Regions from separate parts of the Homo sapiens genome. Here all the other regions are linked to region 4. Evidence: chromatin contacts called from ENCODE Hi-C or POLR2A ChIA-PET data. All regions are on one chromosome and are shown on one strand. Each heading gives the region's core, a stretch centred on a gene start or an enhancer-like site at or near the end of the contact. The rest is flanking DNA. Distances are from core to core; before and after follow the strand shown.

Region 1 (2,826 bases), core at 145-2,644, 180 kb after region 4:
TTCTCCATTCCTCACTATTCTTCAATTACTGAGATTTAAACTTTCTTAATAAAACTTCCGTTAAGAAAAACAAACTCTCAAGTAGGGCATGGTGGTGTGAGCCTGTGGTCCCAGCTACTCTACAGGCTGAGGTGAAGGAGGGTGCAGTGAGCTGAGATTGAGCCACTGCACTCCAGCCTGGGTGACAGAGCGAGACCCCACCTCAAAAAAAAAAAAAAAAAAAAAGAAAGAAGAAAAGGAAACTTTCATTAAGAAAGTTTAAATCTTTCATAGGATAACTATCTTCCATTACGATAACCAAACACTTTGTGAAGTGCAAAAAATCCTGTGACACTCCACTTCTGCATATATACCCAAAAGAACTGAAAGCAGGGATCCCAACAGACATCTGTGCACCCATGCCCACAGCAGCACTATTCACAAAGGCCAACGGGTGGAAGCAACACAAGTGCCCTTGACAGACGAATAAAGAAAATGTGGCATATACATATAATGGAATACTAATCAGCCTTAAAAAGGAAGAAAGTCCTGTCATTTCAACAACATGGATGAACCTTCAGGACACTGTGTTAAGTGAAATAAGCCAGCCACAAAAAGACAAATGCTATGATTCTATTTATATGAGGTATGTAGAATAGTCAAATCCATAGACAGTAGAATGGAGGTCACCAGAGGCTGGAAAAGGGAATGTATAAAGGGTGCAGAGTTTCAATTTTGCAAAATAAAGAGTTCTGTGATAGCCAGTGGCGATGGTTGCCCCAAAATGTGAATGTACTTTAAATGTACTGAACTGTACACTTAAAAAATGGTTAAGATCCTAATTTTTATGTTGTGTGTATTTTAGCACAATGTAAAAAATTCCCATGACAGTAAACCTGCATGTAACTTCCTATTATCATTACAAACAACCATGCATGGAACGAAGCAAAGATGAGTACAAAGACAAAGAAAAATCACAGTCTTGTTTCTTACCAATGCCACTATTTCTGTTCTCAATTCCAGCAGCTTCTTTTCGTTCAATGAATACTGAAATAAACACGTAACATGGGTCAGATTCTGATCTACTCCTCTCTCTTCTCCTTCTCTGGTGCCTTAAATATTCTGGTCTCAGTACCTCCTAGAATACGTAACACCAGAAAGTCACCTCTGGGATTAAGTAGCCTACCTGCTTCTTTATATGTGTTACTTGAGGTTTCTTTTTTTTTTTTTTCCATAGAGATGGGGCTTTGCCATGTTGCCCAGGCTGGTCTCAAACTTCTGAGCTCGAGCAATCTGCCCACCTCGGCCTCCCAAGGTGCTGGGATTACAAGCATGACCTGCCGTGCTGGCTAAAGTTTCTTATTTATACTTACTCATTCCTCTAATATCTGGATTTCCTTAGTCATCTGTCACTTCTCCCTGCATATTTCCTGTGATGTCTTTAGGTCCCTCCCACTATTGTAGTAGCACTCCCTGGGGACCAATTTCGAAGGATGCTGAGTCATATGGTTTTTGGTTTTGAGAGGGTTGAAAATGGAGACTCAACTCAATTTAGGAGCTATCCCATCATAACTAGTAGCAAAACACGTCACTACTTGAGTCTCAACAAAAGACAGAAAAGGTATGAAGTTGGGGAACAAATAGCTGCCAAGGATTATTATTCTATGACAAAGACATTGTGTTGTGATTATAAAATACAATGTAAATACATAAATACACTAACTCATCACATGTTGGGTTTTTTTTTTTTTGGCTTGGTTTTTTGTTTTGAGATGGAGTCTCACTCTATTCCCAGGCTGGAGTGCAGTGGCTTGATCTGGGGTCCCTGCAACCTCTGCCTCCCAGGTTCAAGCAATTCTCCTGCCTTAGCCTCCTGCACATGTTGGTTTTAATAACAATAAAAAAACCCACTTGGGCGTAGCCATAATCCAGCGTTACTAAAGGAACTAATTCTACCCAGAGTTAAAGTATCTCGCCTTTTGGCTATTAATGTCAGTGAAAAGATTTAGTGCAGTTTTGTAGACAGTAAGATTGAAATCAGACTTATCTCCTTAGTAGTGGGCAACAAGATTTAATTGAGCATATGACAATCAGTAATTTGAATGACGACTTTTAAGAACTACATTAACCTTGTTATAGAAAGAAAAAGTTAATCCTTTGAAGTATATAGAAACTTCCTAGCTATAAAATATTCTCCTGGGACTACTGGGAGCTTAGAAGTAGAAAAAAAAAAAAGAAAAAAAAGAGAAAGAGAAACAAAAACAAAAACAAAAAACCCCAAAACCCTAAGCCAAGGAGTAGGTTGTAAAACCAAGAACAATGCTCTTTAAACCTCAGGGTTTCAGACCAGGAGAGCCCGATGCATCAGATCACCACTAGAGGGCGGCGTGGAACAAGATTTTGTGCACCACTAAACCTCAGTCTTCATTAACTCAACATTGACTCACCCACAAAAGAAGAGCCTAAATATTGACGCTGTCATGGTTTTAAAAATAACATCTATGTAGCTCTATATCCCCATGCCCCAGAAGTTTATATGCCATACTGCTTTTGGAACTGGCTGTAAATATCATAGTTAATTTGCAATTTAATATTTAACATTATAACTTTACCGAAAGAACGAGAGCCAGAAAACTCATCTTCACCAATGCATGTTACAAACACACTCGCTGTATAATTTACTACTGCCTTGTGCTTCAGAGTAATCCAAGTTTATGATTACCAAGAACAACCTCCCCGCTAGGTTACTAAATGACATAAATTCACTGGCTTGATGGGAGCTAAGCTATGATGCAAAGGCAAAAGGATGATACAGTGGACTTTGAGGACTTGGGGGAAAGGGTAGGA
Region 2 (2,794 bases), core at 286-2,785, 190 kb before region 4:
CACTGTCCTTTGGTCTCTCAAGGATCCCACTTCCATTGCCTGTCCCTTAAACGCCCGGGAAGCGGCCTCTACCCCCTAAGAAGGTGAATGAATCCCCTGCTGGTGTTCTGAAGGCACCCGAGGTAGGTGAGGTCCAGGGAGCACCTGGGACAAGCAGAAGGAACAAGCCCCCTGAGGATGCGGAAGCAGAGTGACCAGGCCCATCGCAAGGCAACCCCTGAGCGAGGGATAATGCAGGACCTTATGAGCAGAAGCGGGGCTAACAACCAGCAAGGCCAGAGGACAGGCAGCCCTTTGCCAAAGGTGTCGACTTCTGCCCAGCTTTCTCTTGTTCTGGCAACGGCTGTCAGTGTCTGTTGGTGGAAGAACATGCCCCTGGTGCCAGAAGGCTGGGGTTTGAGTCTCATCTCTTTCTCATATCTGTGTCTTGGGGGAGGTTACTTAACTTCTCTGGGCCTCAGTTTTCTCCTCTGCACAGCAGAAATATAATCATATCTCTCTCACAGTTATTGTGATGAGCGTGGCAAAGCATTTTTTGTAAACTACAAGGAAGCGGGCAGTGGCTCCGAAGTTGTGTGTGATTGGACCTCACAGGACAAAACTGAGGTAACAGAGGATCACAATGCACCTTTTTCAGTTTGATATAATCATCTTGAAATTACATTTATCAGGATCATACAGAGTCTTCCCAAAACTGAAGGCCATGCATAACTTGTCCACCTCAAGCCCTTTGAACAGAGAACATGCATGTAGAGACTTCCAGAAAAATCCAATAACTGTTATCCAAATGGTCAAAAATCCAGCTGGGCTCAAGTGAGGTAACAGACATAGAAAACTGTGAAGAGTTAAAAACATGATGATAAAAAAGGACTTTGTTGGCCAGGCGCAGTGCCTCATGCCTGTAATCCCAGCACTTTGAGAGGCTAAGGCAGGCGAATCCCTTGAGCCCAGGAGTTTGAAACCACCCTGGGCAATATGGTGAAATCTCATCGCTACAAAAATTAGCCCGGCATGGTGGTGTGCACCTCTAGTCCCGCCTACTCAGCAGACTGAGGCAGGAGGATCGCGTGAGCCCAGGAGTTCAACGCTACAGTGAGCTGTGATTGTACCACTGCATTCCAGCCTGGGTGACAGAGTAAGAGCCTGTCTCAAAAAAAAAGGCTTTGTAATAAACTTTTCTGATGTTTTTCAGAATTCAATTTGTATAAATTTGAGACATCTACATTTCACAAATGTGATTATCCCATGCGATAATAAAGGAAGGTTTATCCCACTATTTCCTAAGCCTGGAGCTTCCTTAGACTTGTACGTAATTCCTGGTGCCCCTGACAGGCACCTTTCCAGCCTCTACGGAATCTTTAGCAGCCCCACGACACCAGGCTGAGCCTCGTGACATTGTGGCCACCAAGCGTGGGAAGGAACTACTAAACTTCAAAGTTGACTCAACCAAAAGAGAAAAATCGCAAGTCCCCGATGGAAAGGTGTTGATGGCTCTCTTTTCAAACACCTCCACGCCTGGCTGGGCACAAAGGCCTGACAGTGCCCCGAGCTACATCAACACAAGCTGGGTTCAAAGACTCACAGGTCTAAGCATCCTGGGCACCACAGAGATAGGAAAGTCCATGTGGAAACAGATCGTCTTTTCTATCAACCATGTGTGAATTTTGAACTCCTTTTCTTCTCAGTGTTAGAAAAGGAAAACCAACCCACTTTGCGGTCTCTCTGCGGTGTCTTTAGAAGGCCAGTTCCTTTACGTGCCTCTCAAGCCCATGCTGAATTTCTCTGTTCTCGTCCTAGTGCCTCTTTTGACAAGCCACGAGCCTCACTCAGCCCAGAGTGACACTTATCACTGGGCCGTGTGAAAACTGGGGGGCTGGGGAGGAAGTGAGAAGGATGCGAAAGCCGAGGCGGGAGGAGGGGGTGCCGCCTGAGGCCCTTGCGGCCAGCAGTGGAAACGCAAACTTGACATTTCCATTTTCCATCACCTTCTGATCTCAGGCCCCCAGTGCGATGCGATGCGCTGGCTTTTCATTTCCACTCCCTTTCACACCCAGCACATTAAAGGCCGCTGCAAGAACAACAATGGAAAAAGGCTCAGGGCTTTAAATCACGAAGCCTGGGGAAATTCAACAGTTGCTATCTCCAGCTTCTCTACCCAAAGCACCAAAAAAGCCTTCCCTGAGGGAGTCCAGGCCCCCTCCCAGGGCGGGCGGCAGGAGTACTGCTTTTGATCATCTGTACTTCTGCGGCCACTCTCAAACTTCCCTCCCCAAACACCACAGCCCGGCTGTGAGCTGAAAGAGCTCCCTTTGGCCCTCCATCAGAAGCGGACTTTCTGACCATTCACTAATTCTAGCAAGAAGGTCCACTAAGTATTGTAAAATGTATAGCTTCCCGCCTGCTTTTTCTCTGACCTAGTTAAAAGCACTGTGTTGGACATACATCTTCTCGACCATATGAAAAGTGGGAATAAATGTCTTAATTGGTACCAAGTCCCTGAGCACGTGAGCCAGCTTGCTAGATGCTCAGACAGGACTCTACAAACATGAGCCCAGGTCATATATTTACTAAGATGTGCTCCCAGGTGGCTCTCAAATGGCACAAAGAGGAAAGACCCCAGCAGAAATCAAGATGGGTGGGAAGCTGTTCTTTTCATGAGAGTGAAAAGACTGGAGCTATCTCATTTTGGGCTGAGAAGCCCTGGCTGGCCATAGCACAGCTGCCAGTAAAGGGAAACAGCGCCACAGGCTGCCTGGAGGAGCTGGTCTCCTATGCGGCAGACACTGGCTGTCAA
Region 3 (2,972 bases), core at 365-2,864, 240 kb before region 4:
CTGTCCCTTCCTCCATATACATTAAAAGAGGCCATTTGAAGAGACTAAATCCCCGATTTTCAATCCCCATGAAAGTTCTTAACATCAATACAACTTCCCAACTCAAAAGACTAGTCTGATCTGCTCATAGCACAAATGGTACAATTTCAAATAGCAACAACAGTCATTTATTGAGTGCTTACTTTGTGCCAGAGGAGGCACAATGTATTTTGCATGCATTTTCATGTTTTAGTCTACACAACCAGGTACTTGTCCTGTTCCCATCTTACAGATGTGGAAACTGAGCCTCTGAGGGGTAAGCAACTTGCCTCTGATTCCACAACTCGATAGTAGTAGAGTCAAATCTGGAATTTGAACCCAGATTGTCTGGCTACAAAGCCAGCCTAGTCTTTTTAAAAATATGTTTTTTTTTTGTGTGTGTGTGTGTGTGTGTGTGTGTGTGTGTTTGTTTTTTTTTTTTGAGACAGAGTCTCACTCTATCGCCTAGGCTGGAGTGCAGTGGTACAATCTCAACTCACTGCAACCTCCGCCTCCCAGGTTCAAGCCATTCTCCTGCTCAGTCTCCTTAGTAGCTGGGGTTACAGGCATGCACCTGTAATGCACCTGGCTCATTTTTGTAATTTTAGTAGAGACAGAGTTTCTCCATGTTGGCCAGGCTGGTCTTGAACTCCTGACCTCAAGTGATCTGCCTGTCTCAGCCTCCCAAAGTGCTGGGATTACAGGTGTGAACCACCACGCCCAGCCAAAAATAAGTTTTTTTAATTGACACGTAATAATTATACATATTGCTGGGGTATAGTGATGTTTCAATACATATAATGTATAGTGATCAGATCAAGGTAATTAGCATATTCATCATCTCAAATCTTTTTTTTTTTTTTTTTTTTTTTTGAGATCAAGTTTCACTCTTGTCTTTTGTTGCCCAGGCTGGAGTGCAACAGTGCAATCTCAGCTTACTGCAACCTCTGCCTCCCGGGCTCAAGCAATTCTCCTGTCTCAGCCTCCCAAGTAGCTGGGATTATAGGCATGTGCCACCAAGCCCAGCTAATTTTGTATTTTTTAGTAGAGACAGGATTTCTCCATGTTGGTCAAGCTGGTCTCAAACTCCCAACCTCAGGTGATCTGCCCACCTTGACCTCCCAAAGTGCTGGGATTACAGGCATGAACCACTGCACCCATGCCAAAGAAATCAAATCTTTATGATTTCTTTGTGTTGGGAACATTCAGTATTCTCCTTATAGCTATTTGAAAATATACAATAAATTGTTGCTAATTACAGTCACCCTACAGTGCTATAGAACGCTAGGACTTATTCCTCCCATCAAGTCGTACTTTGGGTCTGATCTGAACTTTTGCACCCTTGCTGCCTTCTGATCACCCTTCTCTTAAGGCTGGCTAGGTTATTCTTTGCACCCATGTCACCCAGAGATACACGCTCCTATTTTTACTGGCTACACTTGCCTGTGCACATATATGCAATGTCTGCAGCACACAGCACAAAAGGAGGGCTCTGAAGACAATCATGCGACTGACTGCAGTGAGCTTCAGAAACCAGGGCGGTGGGGATGGGAGGCCCGATGTTCTGCTGGGTGACATCTAAAGTCTCAGGGCAATTTGATTAAGTTTCCATCCTAATTTCACACCTGAAACGGAAATGGGTCAGAGTGACTCATATTCAGCTCCTGTGTTAAAGCTCCTGGGGCTATCAGTGGGCTTGGAAAGAGGGTTACAGCCAGTGAAAGGAAGTCAGGATGGCTGATGTTGATGGGACTTAGTGTTGAACTGAATTAATTGCTCAAGTGCTTTCTACATTCAACCCGCCCATAAGGCCAAGCCCCTATCCCACCAACCCCTTTGTGAACCGTCCCCCATGACTCAAGCCTGTTGCCTGGGCCCTCTTATTGCCCAGGAACCCCCATTAGCACGGGGATTTTCTCAGATTGCTTCGTGTGCATTTGGTCATCTAATGACGGAAACTATCACATGTGTAATGAGCATTTACTCCTGAAACACTTTCGAATTTCTGTTACCTTATTGGTAAATCCCATACATCTCCATCTCTACAGCTTATATTTGAGGCTACAGTTGAGAATGCAGATATGATATTGGGGAGTCACTAGCCAGCTCCTTCCAGCAGGGGCATTCCCCAGGAAAGAAAAGAAAAGCTTGCTACTTCCAGCCCAAGGGAGACTGAGGGTAGAGGTCTAGAAACAACAGGTAGGTATGTAGAACCAAGAGACCTTCCAAGCTAGTGGCCAGCTTCCCATGCAGGGAGGCCTGGGGCAGTCCTCCCCTTCATGTCAGTGGCACATACAGACCAGAGTCTAAGGAGGCAGGGAGGTGGGACGGGGGCAAGAGGTCCCATGGGAGAACAGAGGTTTGGAGTTGGATACAGTGGTGACAGTGGTCAGGGACTTGCGGACAGAGGAAAATGGCCAGGACTGTGAACTCCAGCAGTTGAGTCCTGCTATATTGGTCCAAAATAGCCAAATGACAACTACTGTACCTCGGTGGTCGCTATTCTAGAGAGTGGCCTAGAACAGCCATTCTTGAGCCTACACCACCACTCCACGCTTGGACAAGCCAGGATTCACAGTGCACCCCCTGGATCCAAGGGACAGAGCCAGAGTCTCATAAGCCACACTACCCCCATAGAAAGAGCCAATTTCTGGAGTGGAAGAGGAAAAAGCAGAATGCCAAACATTGGGTCACCAGAGTCATGTAAAAGAGGCTGAGATACAAGAAAACACAAATGATTGGGTTGGGTGAGATTGCTGGGTTGAACTACAATTCCATTTCCTACCCACCCACCTAAGAGGATGGAGGCCTAGAATGGCGGTCAGCCTGGCTGTTGAGAAATAAAGGAATCTATGCTTTCTCTTCCCAAGCATGGCGTGAAACCTCATCACACATCCAAAAGGCTGGGAACCTCCTATCATCTCCCAAAGCCCTCACTTAGTCCCCAACAAAAC
Region 4 (2,935 bases), core at 4-2,503:
TAAAAATACAATATATGTGTAAGATAGAATTATTCAACTTAGCATTTATTAAACATCTACCAGATGATAGACATTAGAAATAAAATGACTAGCAAGACCTGGCCCTTCCCCTCAGGGGTTCACAGAATGGCTGGAGCAACTGTCATATAAGCTGTTATGAAGTGCAGAAACTACACAGACATTTGTGCGGGTTCAGACCAGCGCAATTAGAGATGGGCAGAGTGGGATGGGGTAGGGGTAAGGTGCTTGAAATTTGCCTGGGTGGGAATTTTTGAAGTATAAAAAGGACTTCTACCTGGGGGGCTGCGGCAGTAGAGGGAAGAGCACGGTCGGTACAAATGCATGGCAGGTGTGAAACAGTTTGATTTGTTCAAAGAATGATGAATCACTTAGTGTTGTATAATGGATGGGAGGAGAGAAACACAGCGATCACAAAGGGCCATGTTTGCCAAGAAATAAAATATACTTGGAAAAAAAGTACGTATGTGTATATACCACAAAACTCGGGTGCATTCTCTAGGGACCGGCGAAGCCATTCTTTCAGGAGATATGCTCAGCATTTGCCACGGGCCAGCTGCTGTTCCAGGTCGTGGGTTAGGGCCCGGCACCAGGAAGGGCGCCCCTCCCACAGGGCCGACATCCTAACCGGCGTCGCTGCGGCCGCGGAGCTGGGAAGGCCGAGGGCGCCGGGCACGTCTGTGCAGATTTCTTTAGAGTCCAGGTCTGTCGCCCGCGTCTTCGTCGGTGGCAGCAGGGCTGACTGGCCACGGCGGCCATCTGCTAGAGCGCATTTCTTCCCATGAAACGCCACCTCCTCCGAAGTGCGGAGCGAACGCAGCCAAATCTACACAAAGACTGACAAGCTGGATCCACTCGACGGAACCCAGGGCCAAAAAACGGCGGCGAGCAGCGCCTCGGGCCCGCGATTACCGGTTTTCTGAGCACCGGACAGCGTGAGCCGTGCCAGCCCTGTCTCGCCATCCCAGCCGAGGAGGGCAGCGCGATGGCTCTTCCCTGCCTTGAAATCAACCCCATTGCCAGCCGCTTTCGCCGGCAGAGCATTTTCCGTGGGGTCCATCCGGCTCCAAGGCGGCCTGCGCTGGCCACGTGGAAAGAAACACGCCCACTGCCTACAGGCCACGCCCTTCCTCCCTTCGCGCATGCGCCCCACCCGTCCTGAGGACCTCCGAACCTGCAGGGGGCGATGAAAGTAGGCTTGCGCTCCGCTTGTAGCTGCTTCCGGGTCAGAGGTCAGACGGTCTAGCGCTGCGTGGGCCATGGTGCAGCTCCGACCGCGAGCGTCTCGCGCCCCGGCGTCGGCGGAGGCGATGGTGGACGAGGGCCAGCTGGCCTCGGAGGAGGAGGAGGCGGAGCACGGGCTGTTGCTCGGGCAGCCCAGCAGCGGCGCGGCCGCCGAGCCCCTGGAGGAAGACGAGGAAGGGGACGATGAGTTTGACGATGAGGCCCCGGAGGAGCTGACTTTCGCCAGCGCCCAGGCGGAAGCGAGAGAAGAGGAGCGGCGAGTGCGGGAGACCGTGCGCAGGTTCGGAGCCCGCTGCCCGGCGGGGAGAACCGCCCTTTCTCGTCCCGCTTGTCCTTCCCTTTGCTGACTTATCACCCTTCCTCCCAGGGATAAAACGCTCCTGAAGGAGAAGAGGAAGCGACGCGAGGAGCTGTTCATCGAACAGAAGGTTAGAGGCTAGGGAGGAGGTGTCTTATTAAAACAACTCGGCTCAGGGAGAATTCCTATGGTGGATGTAATTTGGGTTGGCAGGATATTGGAGTGGGGAAACAGTCACCAAGATTGCCTCTGACAGTGGTGGAAAGATGCTCGGGCCGGGCGCGGCAGTACTTTAGTTGGACGAGGTGGGCGGAGCCCGGGATGTCGAGGCTGCCTGGAGCCGAGATCACACCACTGCGCTCCAGCCTGGGCGACAGAGCGAGACCCTGTCTCAAAAAAAAAAAGTTCGTCTCCTTTAGTGTCCACCAACTGAAAATAAGAGGTTGCTGTGAGAATTAAATGAGGTGATTTGTAAACTGTAAGGGCTGTACAGACTTAGTGTATGGTTGCTTTGCTGTCTGATACTCGACACAGAGAGCTGGCTCCAGGCAGACATTACTTAACTGCTTTCAATTTATAACAGTGACCTGAGGGTTAGAATACCGTGGGCACCCTTTCTAGTTTTCATCAAGTCTTTCAGAGAATGTGGAGTTTTGTGGACCCGGTCTTCCCATAGCTTAGAGGTATGGGGGCAGTTTCCAGCCTAATTCATTTCTTTGCCTAGATGTAGGGCATTCTTAAAAGCGGTAACTTCAGAAGCAACTCCGGACATACTATGTACATGACTTTCTATTAATTTTAAACGTTTTCATTCCAAAAGAAAAGAAAACTCCTTCCAGACACTATTTTGGAGAAGTTAACCACAGCTTCACAGACTAAGTAAGTAATGGATCTTTTTATATTACTTGCTTATATACACCCATCTTTGAATTATATACTGGTACATTTATTTGAATCCATATAACTGAAGGAATTGTAGAACCCAAATTCAAAAGCTACCTTGGTATATGAATTTGATGGGAAAGACGGAGGTAACGTTCTACTTCTTATTTTACCATTTATTTTTGTTCATTCCCATAGCTAGCTTTTGAATTCCTGATCCCATTGTGTTCATTCAGTACATTTTGTTGACTGCCTGTCATTGTACTAGGGCATAGTGGGTGGTGGTGAATAAAAAGTGTTTTGAATCATTTAGTGGGGTAGCAGGCACTTATCCACAGGCTCTGAAAACTTGATTTGTCCCATACTTGCCTTACCTGCCACCAACCTGTCCTTCCTGTTCCCCACTTCATTTAGCATCTTTGGTGTTTTATGGTTTAAAGCGAAAAGCTATAGTCGTCTTTGGGAATTGATCAAACCCTACTAAATTTAGCC

Evidence for each region. A loop is a pair of places that touch in the nucleus more often than their neighbours do. ChIA-PET counts read pairs that join two places held with the same protein, here RNA polymerase II (POLR2A). Pooled maps may share reads with other maps.
Region 1: a map of PC-9 shows a loop between it and region 4 (3-fold over the local background). The contact joins the enhancer-like site here to the promoter of NOL7 in region 4. A Hi-C loop is called at or near these places in 6 of 168 maps with a recorded cell type or tissue (IMR-90, MCF 10A, PC-3 and 3 more), 2 of 37 single-sample maps with no recorded cell type and 10 of 50 pooled maps. POLR2A ChIA-PET finds 5 or more read pairs at or near these places in 6 of 52 experiments (MCF 10A, activated CD4-positive, alpha-beta T cell, activated naive CD4-positive, alpha-beta T cell and 2 more).
Region 2: a loop to region 4 is called in a map of GM12878, with 5 times the contacts of the local background. The contact joins the enhancer-like site here to the promoter of NOL7 in region 4. A Hi-C loop is called at or near these places in 2 of 168 maps with a recorded cell type or tissue (CD8-positive, alpha-beta T cell and GM12878), 26 of 37 single-sample maps with no recorded cell type and 11 of 50 pooled maps. POLR2A ChIA-PET finds 5 or more read pairs at or near these places in 7 of 52 experiments (HEK293, HepG2, Panc1 and 4 more).
Region 3: a loop to region 4 is called in a pooled map, with 5 times the contacts of the local background. The contact joins the enhancer-like site here to the promoter of NOL7 in region 4. A Hi-C loop is called at or near these places in 2 of 168 maps with a recorded cell type or tissue (B cell and IMR-90), 12 of 37 single-sample maps with no recorded cell type and 10 of 50 pooled maps. POLR2A ChIA-PET finds 5 or more read pairs at or near these places in 4 of 52 experiments (MCF 10A, WTC11, activated B cell and 1 more).

The regions. Positions count from the first base shown.
Region 1 is chr6:13,792,922-13,795,747 of GRCh38, forward strand. It overlaps MCUR1 (mitochondrial calcium uniporter regulator 1), which reads right to left. Exons shown (of 9, transcript NM_001031713.4): 7 at 973-1,026. Among named protein-coding and RNA genes, the nearest start is that of MCUR1, 20 kb to the right of the region's middle. Within about 2 kb of position 1,395, at least 4 of the 41 ENCODE cell types and tissues checked have a DNase peak (open chromatin) inside an H3K27ac peak, as active enhancers do; they include PC-3 and PC-9, where a contact is called at or near this core.
Region 2 is chr6:13,426,501-13,429,294 of GRCh38, forward strand. The region is part of intron 1 of GFOD1 (Gfo/Idh/MocA-like oxidoreductase domain containing 1); the gene reads right to left. Among named protein-coding and RNA genes, the nearest start is that of GFOD1-AS1, 58 kb to the right of the region's middle. RefSeq lists enhancers at 1,329-1,758, 2,769-2,794. Within about 2 kb of position 1,536, at least 16 of the 41 ENCODE cell types and tissues checked have a DNase peak (open chromatin) inside an H3K27ac peak, as active enhancers do; they include CD8-positive, alpha-beta T cell and GM12878, where a contact is called at or near this core.
Region 3 is chr6:13,373,862-13,376,833 of GRCh38, forward strand. All of the region lies in intron 1 of GFOD1 (Gfo/Idh/MocA-like oxidoreductase domain containing 1), which reads right to left. Among named protein-coding and RNA genes, the nearest start is that of TBC1D7-LOC100130357, 47 kb to the left of the region's middle. Within about 2 kb of position 1,615, at least 4 of the 41 ENCODE cell types and tissues checked have a DNase peak (open chromatin) inside an H3K27ac peak, as active enhancers do.
Region 4 is chr6:13,614,082-13,617,016 of GRCh38, forward strand. It overlaps NOL7 (nucleolar protein 7), which reads left to right and starts at 1,254. Exons shown (of 8, transcript NM_016167.5): 1 at 1,254-1,543; 2 at 1,631-1,691; 3 at 2,382-2,440. The coding sequence starts at 1,278. It overlaps SIRT5 (sirtuin 5), which reads left to right. Exons shown (of 10, transcript NM_012241.5): 10 at 1-1,077. It overlaps LOC124901263 (a long non-coding RNA gene), which reads right to left and starts at 1,121. Exons shown (of 2, transcript XR_007059461.1): 1 at 1-1,121. RefSeq lists an enhancer at 467-636.